Linked DNA regions of Mus musculus: region 2 is linked to region 1. Evidence: chromatin loops called from intact Hi-C (ENCODE). Cell type or tissue: left cerebral cortex. All regions are shown on one strand.

Region 1 (8,000 bases):
GTGAAATCAAAGTATAGACACTTTTACCTTCAGCCTCCCATTTCCCACTCCACAGCAAACATTTGCTATAAAAAACAAACAAACAAACAAACAAAAAAAAACAAGTAGGAATGAATGGGCACATGTATGGGTAAATGTGATGGATGGATAATGTCATTTGTATATGTCTAAACAAAACTGCTGTGAGTGAAAGGGATTAAGTGCTCCAAGAAGGCAAAAGAAGCAAAAAGCATAATTCTTTGTGAAGAGACTGGAGAGTCAACATGAAAGAGTTAGAGTGAGCTGTGGAAATAACAGCCTGCTGCTACTCGTAATAAGAGAAGAATGGCAGTCTTGATGACAAGACCGTAAGAGCAATGTCTTGAGACATTAAATGGCCTGTCGAGATCAGACAGAGATAAAGAGTGAGATTTGCCTGGGCCAGAGGGGCAGAGATAGAAGGAGGAGAAAATGTATTTAATGGGATCTGAGGCAAGCCAGCATTGCAGTGCCTGTCAGGGTGTTAACATGTTTCCCATGGGTCTATTGTGAGCCACAGCTGGAGGTGGGGAGTGAAGCCTGTGTCATATTGTTACGCTGACAGAATAGGCTTGAACAAAAACTGCTGACATAGAACATTTTAGAATGTGAAAAGCCTTGCCACCATCAGTTACTGAGCACACAATTAAGTACATGTGCTTCACAAATAATTGTAAAACCTTTGTTCAGTATTCCCATAATTTAATAGTATCAGGAGAAAGCTTTGAGCTTTCCAAGAGCTTATACTTATCTATGTTAGTATATTTTGTTATTCAAGCTAATTATGGGTTTTTAGTGTGTCAGACTCTTGTGTTAATAAACAGTAAATATATTTTAATATATAATGAATATTATAATATATAACATATTATAATATAATATTACATTAATGAAGCTAATCCACACTTCTCCTAAACTGATCAGCTTATTTTTCTACTTTTAATTTTTAAAATAAAATCACTGAGGACTCCATAACTTACAGAGACCTAATTGGTTTGGAGAATTTAAGATCGTTTAAAATATAATTATTTTATTCACTTGTCCATTGATGTGAATCTGACCAAACTGAACCTTCAGGTAGAACTGTGTGATTGGGACAGTATGAATAGCAAAAAACTTGGAAAACAATATATATTGATTGCTCATGAACTTATATTCACCTGAAAAGGTTCACAAACAGTAAATGTGAAACTAAAAGGCTTTAAAATAAAAATTAGCCAGGATTTGCATTTACTATGCTATGTGCTGAGTCTTACATAAAATAGGAATATATCGGATATAGAATTACAGACAAGTAACTTTGAGTTCTGCCACGCACTCTGGTGGAGTCCGCTGGACAAGCTGAGAGGCTTGGAGGCTACTCACGAGGCAGAAGAGTTTCACAGAAATTCACTCCTGGTGTCTGGCATTCTCTCTAACCTATACATTAATTTTCCATTCCCGTGTTAGTCTAATGTATGGATCCACATGCTCTCTTTTAGTATTATCCTATTATAAGTGCCTTTTAAGATTGAATTCTGACATAGCTAAAGCCTTTACCAGTGTTCCAATGTCCTAGAAAGTCCTTGAGCAAGCCCATGCATGGGCTTGGAATTCAGTAAGAATGTTGCTATTCAGTGACATTCAGAATTGCCTCTGGTACTACACTATCACTTTGAGTAAAAGCTAGGTCACTGCCCTACACAGGAATTTACCATCACCTAGGAAGAAGGAAGTTTCAGACCTAAGGAGAAACCAGAGTAGATACTTAGAACTATAGATAGCTGAGTTACACCCATACACACGTATTTACAATGGCCTAGGGGGAAGGTGGACTATACAATAGACTAAAATAGGAACTATGGCAAGGGCACGAAGCCCTTGACCCTGGCTTCTAAGATTAAGTGAATCTTAGGTGGAGCCCTTGTTGATCTCAGTTGTTAACAATTAATTCTATGCCAGGTGGTTCCTGTTAGACCTTCTGTGTTTGCATTCCTCTGTTTTATGTAAGAATCCAGTAACCTCTTTGTACCTTGCTGGTATGTCACCCAACTTCCTTATTGTCTTCTGTATAAAAAGTTTGATGCTCGATTTGACAAATTACATTCTGATTCTACACAACCTCTCCTATGTGCATCTGTCTGTCAATTCATCCAACGCTTTGCCCACCTGCGACTAGACACCCGTTCCACACAGACAAAGGGGCCCAGAGGGTCTGCAGCAGAGCTCTTAATAAAACATTAGTACATGAATGTTTTTAGATATGCTTAACTCATGTAGATGTTAGTAACAATGGTATCACATAGAACCTTCAATTGAAGTGATTGTGGTCCACTTTGTGTATTTTATATGGGATTTTAATTTCTGAACCCCTTGATTTGAACTGCTACTTTATATAGTCACTGTATAGCCCAGCTGAGAATTTAATATAGTTGAATTTACCTTGCTGTGGTGGTAGAAATTGTCAAAAGAAATAAATAGTTGTGTGCTGATTTTCTTGCTTTCATTCTTATAAAGTAAAAACCTCATTACTTGTTTCATATTGAGGAAGTAGAAATAATTCCTCTCTGCTTGGATCTTCTGGCCTGATCATTTTTTGTAAAAATCTGAGTTTCTACACATTCAGTGTAGATTTTCTTCCATTTTCATAAATGTAATAAATGAATTCACATGTTCTGCTGCCATTGGTTGGATACAGTACAGTATTTTAGATATGATTACACAAACATTTTATAAACTTATAAACTTCCTTCATTTCTAGTTACAATTACAATTCAATAGTCACACCTCACCTTTCATACTTAATGGTTTTATCAGCACTGATTCTTTTAAATTCAACTAAACCTCTCTCATGTGTTAAATTTCAAATCATGATAAATGAATATATACAGCATTAGATCTTAAATTATCCATCCCCCAATATGACATGATATTCTTCCTCATGAAATTGATAACTAGAATACTAAAAATATTTTACAATATGTTGTGATAAAGGAGATGTCACGGATTAAGGCAATTACTAAATTGGTCATTTCAATGTCCATAGTAGAAAGACCATTCACTCCTTCATAGTGGTATGCAGAGTGTGAATTTGTCAGAGGTGGGACTAAAGCTCTCGATTGTCTTCAGACTTACTTGTCCATGTGTGAAGGATGGTTTATTTAGTTTCCCCGGAGTTCTTCCTATGTGATTGGCAAGAGAGAAAGGCAACTTCATGTTATTAGACCACATCAGTGGCAATATTGAACCTGTGCAGAATAATTCATCTTATTCAACCTATTATCATCCTGAATTGAGTTTATATGTATACATGAATATTAAGGCACAGGAAAAAAAAAGTAAGATGAAGGCAGGAAGTATGAGCGCTAAACTGTGATTTTGGAAGATAGATAAAGCACTTATGTTTTAGTTGATTTGGTTTTTCTTATTCATATTACCTAACTTTTCTTAAAATGACATATAAAAATCATTTTAAAGTTCTGGAAGTAAAAATCCTGCCAAACCCAGGAAGTCTAAATTCTGGGGCCACTTGAGGGCACTGTGGCATTGCATTTGGTCCAGTGACCTATTAAGACTCAACTCAGAAAAAATAATGTAGTTTTTCAAACACCAGGGTGAGCATACACAGGTACTCTGGGGTAATGTCTGGACACGTGGATGGCATAGCTGTGTGGACATATAAATCAGTTAGTGCCCCACCGAGGCAACTCCCAGACCAGAGATTGCTTTCCATATCCAGCCTTCATGACATGCTTCAGAGATTTTCTTTACTAGTTGCTCAGGCTGAACTATGATATTATGATTTTCCAATTGCAGCGATAATGGATCATTCCTGGCATTTCCCACTCATTAGAATTTGCACCAGCATGATGGATTAATTTAGGGGCATTTTCTGTCCTTGGCATAATCACTGGGAAAGGAATGAGCATAGCTGTTGCCCTGGGTAAGCGACAGCACAGGATCTGTCCTGTGCTTAAATGCGCAAAAGGAAAGAATACTTGGAGTGGGTGGCACAGGCATGAGAGAGTGGATTCACAAGGCTTAGCTGAGCGAAGGTGAGAGGCTCAGGATGCTGGCTCAGATCACAGTCAACTCCCAGTTCATGCTGGAATGCAGTGCTAATATTGGAAAATGTTTAAATGCATGCTAATAGAGCTGACCCTCTCAAGCAGCCACTTTTCATTTTTATTAAAAACTAACTGACTGCAATAAAAATCACAGAGCATTTTATTCTTCCCGTGTATCATTTATGTTTAATTTTTACAACCAAAGAAAAATCAAAGACTGAATTCCTGAATCTTGTCTCTTCAATACAGTACACTGAAGCATTTGTTTGGTAAATATGCACCAAAAAACTACCTTGTGTTCAGCATATTGATATGGATATAGAGTCAGAGACTTTAAGACTTTCTTTTGTCTTGAATTAATAAGCTTTTTATAAAAGTATTTTTATTTAAGTAAATAGGATAATAGGACAATGTGGATTGGCTTCCCATGACTGCAGGTTCTCCATTTCCTAAATTTATTTAAAAGCTGCACTGTTGTGACTCATCATTTTGTGTGTGAGTGAATGAAACTTGGGATTCAAAGAACAGCTTCCATTCTCATCCATTTGATTAATTAAAACTACCAATAACCTTGAAAGTGTCCCTGTGGATCAAATGAAATGGGGAAAGTACTCACTTTTTTGGCATACACAGAAGTGATTCTATTATCTGAGGAAAGGAATTATATAATACATGGTACAACCAAGATAAAAATCTAAAAGGATGCAACAAAAACACTTTCACTATTAATAAATGGCAAATGACATTTCCTGGATAGTCTTCATAAATGAGGAAATATGAGACTTTTTGGGGGCAGTAACATGACTCTGCCTATCACAAAACATGAGAAATAAAACAAACAATGGTATAGAAGTCAGTTACAGAATATCATTAATTGATTCTAAGAGAGAAAAGACACAGGGAGAAAGTGGATAGATAGACTACATATATACCCTTGTAAATGGTGTTTTCTTATTCTATTAAGAGAATTCTACTAATTGCTAAAAAAAGAGAAAACCAAATCTATACTTGCTAAAAAGTATTTTTTAAAAAAGCACCTAGAATTGAGAGTTCATCTTGGTAGATTTGCAAAACACAAGAAAATCAAGAAGGGAGACCAACATGTGGTTACTTCATTCCTCCTTAGAATAGGGAACAAAATACCCATGGAAGGAGTTACAGAGACAAAGTTTGGAGCTAAGGTGAAAGGATGGAGCATCCAGAGACTGCCCCACCCAGGGATCCATCCCATAATCAGCCACCAAACGCAGACACTATTGCACATGCCAGCAAGATTTTGCTGACAGGACCCTAATATAGTTGTCTCTTGTTAGGCTATGCCAGTGCCTGGAAAATACAGAAGTGGATGCTCATAGTCATCTATTGGTTGGAACACAGGGCTCCTAATGGAAGAACTAGAGAAAGCATCCAAGTAGCTGAAGGGGTCTGCAACCCTATAGGTAGAACAACAATATTTACTAACCAGTACCCTCAAAGCTTGTGTCTCTAGCTGCATATGTAGCTGAAGATGGCCTAGTCGGCCATCATTGGGAAGAGAGTCCCCTTGGTCTTGCAAACTTTATATGCCTCAGTACAGGCGAATGCCAGGGCCAAGAAATGGGAGTGGGTGGGTAGGGGAGCAGATTGGGGGGAGGGTATAGGGGACTTTCAGGATAGTATTTGAAATGTAAATGAAGAAAATATCTAATAAAAATTGAAAAAATGGCACCTAGAAGGAAAGCTTAGCCATACTTCTTTGAACATTTACAAATAAAACATTTCAATGTGAAGATTTTAAAAATCCTATTTGTATACATATACACACACGACACACACACATAGATCCACAGCATGTAGCAAGCAGCTTGTTGATAAGCAAAGCAAATACAGTATATACAACTATTTAATGACACAGTGAAGAGATTTTTGCATCAGGTAAAGATTCAATGTTCTTTCCCTTAAAGTTATGTCATTCTCAAGATCTACTAGTATTTGACATTTACATATTTAGTATTTATGTACAATATGAAGTTCTGATCACACAAGTTTTCAATTTTCTAAACATTAAATATACACATTGTGGACAGAAAGATTAAATATCTTATGCATGATTGGTGCAGACAAGTTTGTTTTCAGAATTAAGGCAATTAAATTTAAACATAAAAAGAATCTTTATAAAAGCTGGCTGAATATTTCTCTAGAGAAAGTGGAACACTCCAGGAAAGTAGAAGTTATGGCATGGTATTGACATGAGTATAGATGAAGTGACCAAGGCAAGGCAAGGGAAACCAGGCTGTGGATTACATAAGTTATTCTAGTCTGCATAGCATGTCGTCACTTCCAAACATGAAATTCACCCCACAATGGATGAGTAAGATATTATATGTTTAATATTATGAACCTAGATTTGTATATCACATTTTATGCATATATAGCATTTATCTGAATGTAGATTTAAACATGTCATCAAGACATTTAAGGCATTAAGAAATATATAAAAGATAAAATTTTATTACTAAAAGATTGGGCAGAATTGGCCACATAATTCTTGTTCAAAAGTAACATATAATGTATTTTTTAATGCATTTGAATATACTCAGATTAGAAAATCATTTTTACTAAATGTCCTGGAAGATAGTTCAGTGGACAAATAACTTGTTCTGAAAGGATGGGGACTAGACTTTGAGTCCTGGTACTCAAATCATGAATACAGGAGTTGTAAGAACACTGGCATGTTTACCTCTGTGACCGTGCTGACCTTAGTATGACCCTCACTACTAAGGGAAACCCTATCAGTTGTGACTACTACACCTTTGCTCTAAAGTCTTTTGAAGGTCTTAGGCTTTCACCTTGAGTGTGAGGGCTCTAGAGATGGCTGAAGTCAAAGATCACATCTGGGCTCTGTATCCTGAGCCATCATCACATGCTTTCTTCCTCAAGGTTTGCAAAATAAGCCCAAACTAGATTCACTCAATCTGTAAGTGTTGCCTTTCTGAAGATCATCATTAAGTATTGCTCTAAGTGTTGCTTTTCTGTGCATCTTCATAGGCCTCTCTCTCCTTAAGAGCTGCAAGTGCCACACAATTGAAGAATTACAAACCAAGTCTCAGATTAACCCAGTCTATCCTAAGTGAGCACAAGGTAACTGGACAGTGGATAGATTATGTTTTCCAGAATAAATAAATAAGTCTCTCTCCCAGAATTCAGGGAAACTTTGAAGCTTCATTTAGTCTTCTTTGTAAAATCCAGGTCTAGCCAAAAATTCTACTGTATCAGCTTTTCATAGTGTCACATCCTTTGGTACCTGCTCTAACAGCATGCAGTAAAAATCACATCCAGTATATATTTAAAGCCTGTTCAGTCTCTACTTGTAGCAGGATACCTGTTTGGATAGCCCAGCCAGTAATACCCCTCTGGTCTTGACATATCATGACATGGCATGAATATTTAATTCACCAATCCTTGACTATAATTTTGCATTTGTTGATTCTGTTTATCCTGGATCACAGTTACTAGACAGTGGTGTCACGTTGTTCTCATGAGCTTAAATGATGTCATTTTTACCATTCAACAACCTGTTGACTATGATATATTTCATTGGGCCTAATTGTCTTTGAAATTATCAGCTGCATGTCCATGAGAACCAGAAGATAAAGTAGATTCAAATATGTTACCTCTTTTAAAAAATATTTGTTGGAAAATAGAGATTAATTTCTTTTTAATGTTATTTAAATTTATTCATAATTGTAACATAAAATATTGATTTAGTTTCAGGCTGTGTAGAGTATATGTTTGAAATAAATTTTAAAACTCTGATGAATTTGTGGTTAAAGTATTTCTTCAACTTATGCCTCACACTGGCAACATTGCTTTTCAAAAGAACTGGATTCTCTCAAATCTGGGGGCTTTCCTTTAATATATTATCTCGTACACATCACAAATACTGGGTGATATTTT
Region 2 (8,000 bases), 1.1 Mb after region 1:
CTGGGCTAATATCCACTTACCAGTAAGTACATATCATTTGAGTTCTTTTGTGATTGTGTTTCCTCACTCAGGATGATGCCTTCCAGGTCCAACCATTTGCCTAGAAATTTCATAAATTCATTCTTTTTAATAGCTGAGTAGTACTTCATTGTGTAACACACACACATTGTGTACCACAATTTTTGTATCCATTCCTCAGTTGAGGGGCATCTGGGTTCTTTCCAGCTTCTGGCTATTATAAATAAGGCTGCTATGAACATAGTGGAGCATGTGTCCTTCTTACCCTTTGGGACATCTTCTGGATATATGCCCAGGAGAGGTATTGCTGGATCCTCCGGTAGTACTATGTCCAATTTTCTGAGGAACCGCCAAACTTATTTCCAGAGTGGTTGTACAAGCTTGCAATCCCACCAACAATGGAGGAGTGTTCCTCTTTCTCCACATCCTCGCCAGCATCTGCTGTCATCTGAATTTTTGATCTTAGCCATTCTGACTGGTATGAGATGGAATCTCAGGGTTGTTCTGATTTGCATTTCTCTGATGATTATTAAGGATGTTGAACATTTTTTCAGGTGCTTCTCAGCCATTCGGTATTCCTCAGGTGAGAATTCTTTGTTTAGCTCTGAGCCCCATTTTTAATGGGGTTATTTGATTTTCTGGAGTCCAAGTCTTGAGTTCTTTATATATATTGGATATTAGTCCCCTACCTGATTTAAGATAAGTAAAGATCCTTTCCCAATCTGTTGGTGGCCTTTTTGTCTTATTCATGGTGTCTTTTGCCTTGCAGAAGCTTTGCAGTTTCATGAGGTCCCATTCGTCAATCCTTGATCTTACAGCACAAGCCATTGCTGTTCTATTCAGGAATTTTTCCCCTGTGCCCATATCTTCGAGGCTTTTCCCCACTTTCTCCTCTATAAGTTTCAGTGTCTCTGGTTTTATGTGAAGTTCCTTGATCCACTTAGATTTGACCTTAGTACAAGGAGATAGGAATGGATTGATTCCCATTCTTCTACATGATAACAACCAGTTGTGCCAGCACCATTTGTTGAAAATGCTGTCTTTCTTCCACTGAATGGTTTTAGCTCCCTTGTCAAAGATCAAGTGACCATATGTGTGTGGGTTCATTTCTGGGTCTTCAATTCTATTCCATTGGTCTACTTGTCTATCACTATACCATTACCATGCAGTAGACCAAGCTTGTGGGGTACCTGTAGCTGCCAGTAAAGTTGACACTGGCAGAATACATCTAGAATCAGTGAAGTACTGCAGAGAGGCATGTAATGTTCACCTCTCCTGGAGCCAGACTTGATAGTGAACTTGTGGGTTGTATTTATTCTGGATTTGGGAAGATTATAGAGGTTAGACTTTGTCTTTCATACATTTTACAGAGCTGCAACCATGAAACAGGTTGATCTGGACACAAAGTCCCAGTTTGCTTCTGAAATTGGATGGCCTGACTTCATAATCAACTGGAACATTTTTCTTCTTATTTCTACTTTTAGAAAAAAATCAATAAATAGTTTGTGATGCCTTTCAGAGAGAATGAATGAGTGGAAATCATTTTTGCCATATTATGGTAACTAAACATCTTACGAGTTCTGGGACAGATCCAATTTCATTGTGCCCACCTTGTCTTCCAATTGTATACTAGGTCAATCATTACAGAAATTTTATCATGGGGACATGCTTTTCAACTCATGGAATAGAAAACACAGCCTTATTGAGCATTGGTTTGAAACCAGATATTTAGGATATTGACTCTCCTCACATATTGTCCATATTATAGGCATATGCAGGGGACACCTGTACATTTGATATATCTTTGGATACCTTTGCATGTGTTTGTATATTTTCCTTTTAAGATACAATTATGAACCTGTTACCTTAGTCTCAGATGCTTATTGTTTTTCTTTTTCTTTTTTTTCACTTTATATCCTGCTCACTGGCCCCCTTCTGGTCATCCCTTTTGCAATCTTTCCCCCATCCCCACCTCATTTCTCTTGTGAGCAGGTAGGAGATCTCTGGGTATCTCCTAACCCTGGAACTTCAAAATTTTGTGAGTCTAGGCTCATCTGCTCTCATCGAGGCCAAACAAGAAATTCCATATCACAGCTGAAAGTACATATCCCACATACAGGCAAGAGCTTTGGGGATAGGCCCTACTCCAGGTGTTCAGGACCCATATGAAGACCAAGCTGTACATCTGCTACATATGTGCAGGGGACCTAGGTCCATTACATGTAAGTTCTTTTGTTGGTGGTTCAGTCTCTGAGAGCCTCAAACAGCCAGGTTAGATGATTCTCTAAGGCTTCCTGTGGAGCTCCTATCTCCTTAGGGGATGCAATCCTCATGAAACTACACAGCTTATAGATTTCTGTTTTAGATTATACTTGCTATCGAGTAGCTGACATGGCATGACAATTTTGTAGTCTAAAGATTTTGGTAGTTTTTTTTTCCCTCAATAACTCTGTGCTTCTTTGTGCTCAAACTACTTTTATGTTTGTTTTTTGTTGTTGTTATCAGTTTGTTTGCAGCTTTGGAGTTAAATGAAACCCAGGGCCTTGAATGTTTTAAACAGTTACTCTGAAACACAACCACAGCCATTTCTTTCCATGGAAATTTGTCTATTTTCTTGTGTGATCATTCCTTCTGAATTCATACGCCTGGTCAACTGCCTGTAGATGCCAAACAAAGGTATGTCATCCTGGGTACTTAGCCTTCAGGTCTCGTCAAGTTCATGTCCAACTGAGGTAAATTCTTGCTGCCTAAAGGTAGAAATTTTGAGCCCCAAACACACGGTCTGGTGCCTGACTAAAGAGCCGTGATTGAGATCCAAGCACTAATTACTTGGAAGGCTTAGGAGTGGGAGAGAGAAGATGATCTCAGAACAGTCCAAAGGGATCTGTCCCTAGTCTTGTTGACACCTGCCTCCCGACAGTCTCAAAAGTCTTTGGGTTTCCTCTCAGTCTGTTTGTGATTACGATTCTTGCTGAGATGACACTTGGCCATGTGAAAGAGCCAAGAGTTCCGTCTCCATTTGCACAGATAACTTACTAACGTGCAGAGGAAGAAAAGTTAGATGTCCTAGGAGCAAGGTTCTCCAATCCCTTATAAAAGTCTTATGATTGGCATAATGACATTAAAAATCCAACAGGTTATTGTGAGAACATAAATTATGAAGTGTTATTTTGCTTTTCATCAGTGAATGTGCTTAAAAGATAAGGTTTTACCATCATCATTGCAATGCTTAAATTAAAGACAAATGCAAGCACACACACACATACACAGACATACAAACACACGCACATCAGGAAAGGCATGACAATGATAGTTAATTCAAGAAAGTACACATAGCATTTAGCAAATTTATTTGGCAGACATGCCCATAAGATATCATCAAGAGGACCTTTGCATGTGTTAAGGAGAGAAATGTTAAAATTAAATCATTTTGAGACAAATAACCTACTTTGGTTCACAAGATTCAAAATTGTAAGAGTGACCCCTAGTGACTATAAAACTGCTTAAATCTTTGCTGAAGCTCATTATATGTGACCATCTAAAAAGAAAAGGGTAAACACACCATTGATTTTAAAATTGAAGATTCAAACTTTTGTTTGACATTAATAGTTATAGTTGGAAAATAATAGAAATTTCAAACAAAATATTTTCACGTCTAATTGGTATATGAACACTATATAAAATATATAACCTTTGGAATCATATATTGTTTTTCAACCATCAGCATCAGTGAAAATGAAAAAGTGTGCACTATAAACTCACTGTGTACAAAACAGTATTCCTGAGGATACAGGCATCAAGACATTTGTAAAACTCCCAGTCACAAGAGGGCAGATGGCCAGGAAGGAGCACTACAGAGCAGTGGAAACCAGACGGGGCATGGGAAACAAAGCTTTGTCATAGTAAGAGTTGATTTTGGTCAATTCCGTTACTGGATTAAAACAAATGAGGTAAGTTTCTCTGCAAGAAAGCAAGTTTACTTAGACTTTCTATTCAGGCTCAAGGTCAAGTGTCTTTATAGGGTGATAACCCTCTTATTGATGAGGCAGTGTAAAATGTTTTATTTAGAGAGACAAGGAACATATTAAATGTGAATATGCCTATTTTAATATCATTTTCTCTCTCTCTTTCTTTACATATCCATCTACCAGGATTGAATCTTGGAGCCTCCACTGTCAGATTCTTAATTTTACTCATCTCTCAAAGGGCCCACCTCAGAACACCATAAGCAGATTGCTGTGGCCAGCTTAATTCCTCACAATGGAGGCAGAATTTACAAAACAGAATCTTTGTAGGGCCAATTCAATTTACATTCTTTCAATAATAAGGCCTGACAGCAAACCACTTGTAAAATGGTCATGTGGATATTCTTCAGGAGTGTGGGCCAAACTAGGAGCTAGTCAGACAGGAAGCAGCAATACCTGGTAAGAAAGACATGAAGCAATACAAGTCTGTAAAACCATTACAAGTATTTCATTCGAGTTGGTGAACAGAGTATACATTGCTATGGAAATAATGTGAGGGATCTAGCAACTTCTTCTATGAACAATGTTGCTTCTCTTTAGCTTGATCCTATACCAGGTGCTTTAAGCTTCACGGAAGTATACAGTACTAGTAAGTATAGAATGCTTTTAAAGTGCATACTGTAATCTATTGACACTGGTTTTCAATTCAGGAAAATGAATAATGCCAAGTGTGATGGTTTGTATATTCTGGGCCCAGGGATTGACACTCTTAGGAGATGTTGCCTTGTTGTAGTAGGTGTGTCACTGTAGGCATGAGCTTTAAAATCCTCACTCTAGCTGACTGGATGTCAGTCTTCCACTAGCAGCCTTCAAATGAAGATGTGGAACTCTCAGTTCTATCTGCACCAGGCCTGCCTGGATGCTGCCACGCTCTTGCCTTGACAAAAATGGTCTGAGCTTCTGAACCTGTAAGCCAGCTCTAATTAAAAGTAGTCCTTTATAAGACTTGCCATGGTCATGGAGTCCGTTCACAGCAGTAAAGCCCTAACTAAGACAGAAAGTATGTACACATACCCATGTGCATGCTTACCTATAAATTATAAACACACATAAATGTGGGGCAATGGTTTATATACAGACAGTCTGGTCTCCAGTTGAGCTGAGGTTTTGAACCCCGTAAAATCCCTCAGTGAAACCCGGTGGTGGTAATTCCCACCTGCACGGACAGAAGGCATTCCCTCATGTCTCCTCGACCCCTGGCTCCTGTCAAAGTTACCACCCAACAGCCCCCACAGGAGAGGCTCGTGGCTTTCAATCACCTCTGACCTTCAGGCTAGACTCCTCCCAATTACCTAGCAACAGCAAGATAACAATCCCACTATAAGAGGGGCTGCTTGGCCCCACCTCTGTTTCTCTCTCTCTCTCTCTCTCTCTCTCTCTCTCTCTCTCTCTCTCTCTCTCTCTCTCTCTCTCTCTCCCCTCTTCTCCTACACCCACAGTGCTACACTTAAATAGCCTCATATTATTTATAAATGCCATAACATACTTTGGCTACATAGACTTAGAAAAATGATTCTCTTATGGCAACTATATAAACCACATGTTTTTCATTTTTAAATCAGAACATTTAAAATTTTCAATGAAATCAATTAAGATTCTTTTATAAAATTATTTATTGTGTATACACTGTGAACATGTGTGTATATGAGTATATGTGTCAATATGCATGTGTGTGTGTGTGTGTGTATAAGAGATGGTGTGTGTGTGTGTGTGTGTGTGTGTGTGTGTGTGTGTGTGTGTGTAGTACACAGCACACATGTGATGTGTGAATTTGGTTCTGTCTTTCAACTTTTCCTGGGTCTAGGAACTAAACTCAGGTCCTGGGATTTTCAAGGCAAGTATGTTTCACACTGAGTCATACAGACAGTAGTTATGAAAAATTTTGCAGTTTCTGACATATCTTCCAACCTTTCAAATTCTATATCCAATATCTCTCACATGGAAGAACAAACTTATATTGATTAGAGAAAGTCCACATTTCTTTCTTTTTATTTACATTTCAAATTTTATCCCCTTTCCTCATTTCCCCTTAGAACACCTCCTATCCCATACCCCCTCCCCCTGCTCCCTAACCCACCAACTCCCGCTTCCTTGTCCTGGCATTCCCCTATGCTAGGGCCATTCACAAGACCAAGCCCCACCCCTCTCATTAATGGCCCACAAGAACATCCTCTGCTACATATGTGGCTGGAGCCAAGGATCCCTCCATGTATACTCTTTGGTTGGTGATTTACTCCCTGGGAGCTCTGCAGGTACTGATTGCTTCATATTGTTGTTCACCCTATGGAGCTGCAAAGCCCTTCAGCTTCTTGGGTCCATTCTCTAGTTCCTCCATTGGAGGAGACCTTGTCCTTAGTCCAATGATGGCTGTGTGCGTTCACCTCTGTATTTGTCAGGCACTGCAGAGCCTCTTAGGAGACAGCTGTGTCAGGCTCCTTTCAGAAAGCACTTGTTGGCATTCACAATAGTGTCTGGGTTTGTTAACAGTATATGGGATGGATCCCCAGGAGGGACAGTCACTGGATGGTCTTTCCCTCAGTTTCTGCTCCAAACATTGCCTCTGTATCTCCTCCCATGGGTATTTTGATACCCTTTCAAGGAAAACCAAAATATTCACACTGTGGTTTCCTGCTTCTTGAACTGCATGAGGTCTGTGAAATGTATCTTGGGTATTCTGAGCTTCTATGCTAATATTCACTTGTCAGTGAGTGCATACAATGTGTTTTCTTTTGTGATTGGGTTACCTCACTCAGGAAGATATTTTCTGATTCTTGAGCTTTGTACAAGGAGATAAGAATGGACCAATTTGAGTTCTTGTACATGGCAACAGCCAGTTGAACCAGTCTCAGTTGTTAAAAATGCTGTCTTCTTTCCACTGGATGGTTTTGTCAAAGATCAAGTGACCATAGGTGTATGGGTTCATTTCTGGGTCCTCAATTCTATTCCATTGATCTAAATGCCTGTCACAGTACCAATACAATGCAGTTTTTATCACAATTGCTCTGTAGTAGAGCTTGGGGTCAGAGATACTGATTTCACCAGAGGTTCTTCTATGATTTCTTTCTTCAGAGACTCAAAGTCCTTGTCATACAGATCTTTCACTTGCTTAGTTAGAGGCACACCAAGATATTTTATATTCTTTGTGACTATTTTAAAGTTGTTGATTCCCTAATTTCTTGCTCTGCCTGTTTATCATTTGAGTAGAGGAAGACCCCTGATTTGTTTGAGTTAATTTTATATCTAGCCACTTTGCTGAAGTTGTTTTATCAGGTTTAGCAGTTCTCTGATGGAATTTTTGGGGTCAATTAAGTATACTATCACATCTGCCGCGAATAGTGATATTTTGACTTCTTCCTTTCCAATTTGTATCCCTTTCATCTCCTTTTGTTGTCTAATTGCTCTAGATAGGACTTTGAGTACTATATTAAGCAAGTAGAGAGAGAGGAGACAGCCTTTTCTAGTCCCTGATTTTAGTGGTATTCCTTCAAGTTTCTCTCTATTTAGTTTGATATGTACTGCTTTTATTCTACTTAGGTATAGGCCTAGGATACGTGATCTTTCCAAGACTTTGTCATGAATGGGTATTGGGTTTTGTCAAATGTTTTCTCAGCATCTAATGAAATGATCATGATCATGTGCTTTTTATTTCCTTTGAGGTTTTTTTTTTATATAATATATAATGGATTACATTGATGGATTTCTCTATATTGCATCCCTGGGATGAAGCCTACTTGATCATGATGGATAATCATTTTGGTGTGTTCTTGGATTCAGTTTTTGAGAACTTTACCGAGTATTTTTGCATCAATATTCATAAGGGAATTTGGTCAAAGTTTTCTTTCTTTGTTGGGCATTTGTATGGTTTAAGTATCAGAGTAATCATGGCTTCATCGAAAGAATTGAGTAGTTTTCCTTTTGTTTTCATTTTGTGGAATAATTTGAAGAGTATCGGTGTAA

The links. A loop is a pair of places that touch in the nucleus more often than their neighbours do. Peaks named below come from ENCODE experiments on the same cell type or tissue, not always from the same donor. Only the 100,000 strongest peaks of a DNase experiment are listed, where the experiment ranks them.
Region 2: it touches region 1 in a loop (6-fold over the local background); 4 of 42 quality-filtered maps call a loop at or near these places.

The regions. Positions count from the first base shown.
Region 1 is chr8:100,939,248-100,947,247 of GRCm38, forward strand. No RefSeq gene overlaps it. Among named protein-coding and RNA genes, the nearest start is that of Gm39232, 220 kb to the left of the region's middle. In left cerebral cortex, a CTCF peak has its summit at 3,536 (motif pointing right); DNase peaks (open chromatin) are centred at 3,627, 3,964 and 4,569; H3K27ac peaks cover 375 bases.
Region 2 is chr8:102,060,858-102,068,857 of GRCm38, forward strand. No RefSeq gene overlaps it. Among named protein-coding and RNA genes, the nearest start is that of Gm39233, 250 kb to the right of the region's middle. In left cerebral cortex, a CTCF peak has its summit at 3,505 (motif pointing left); a DNase peak (open chromatin) is centred at 3,395.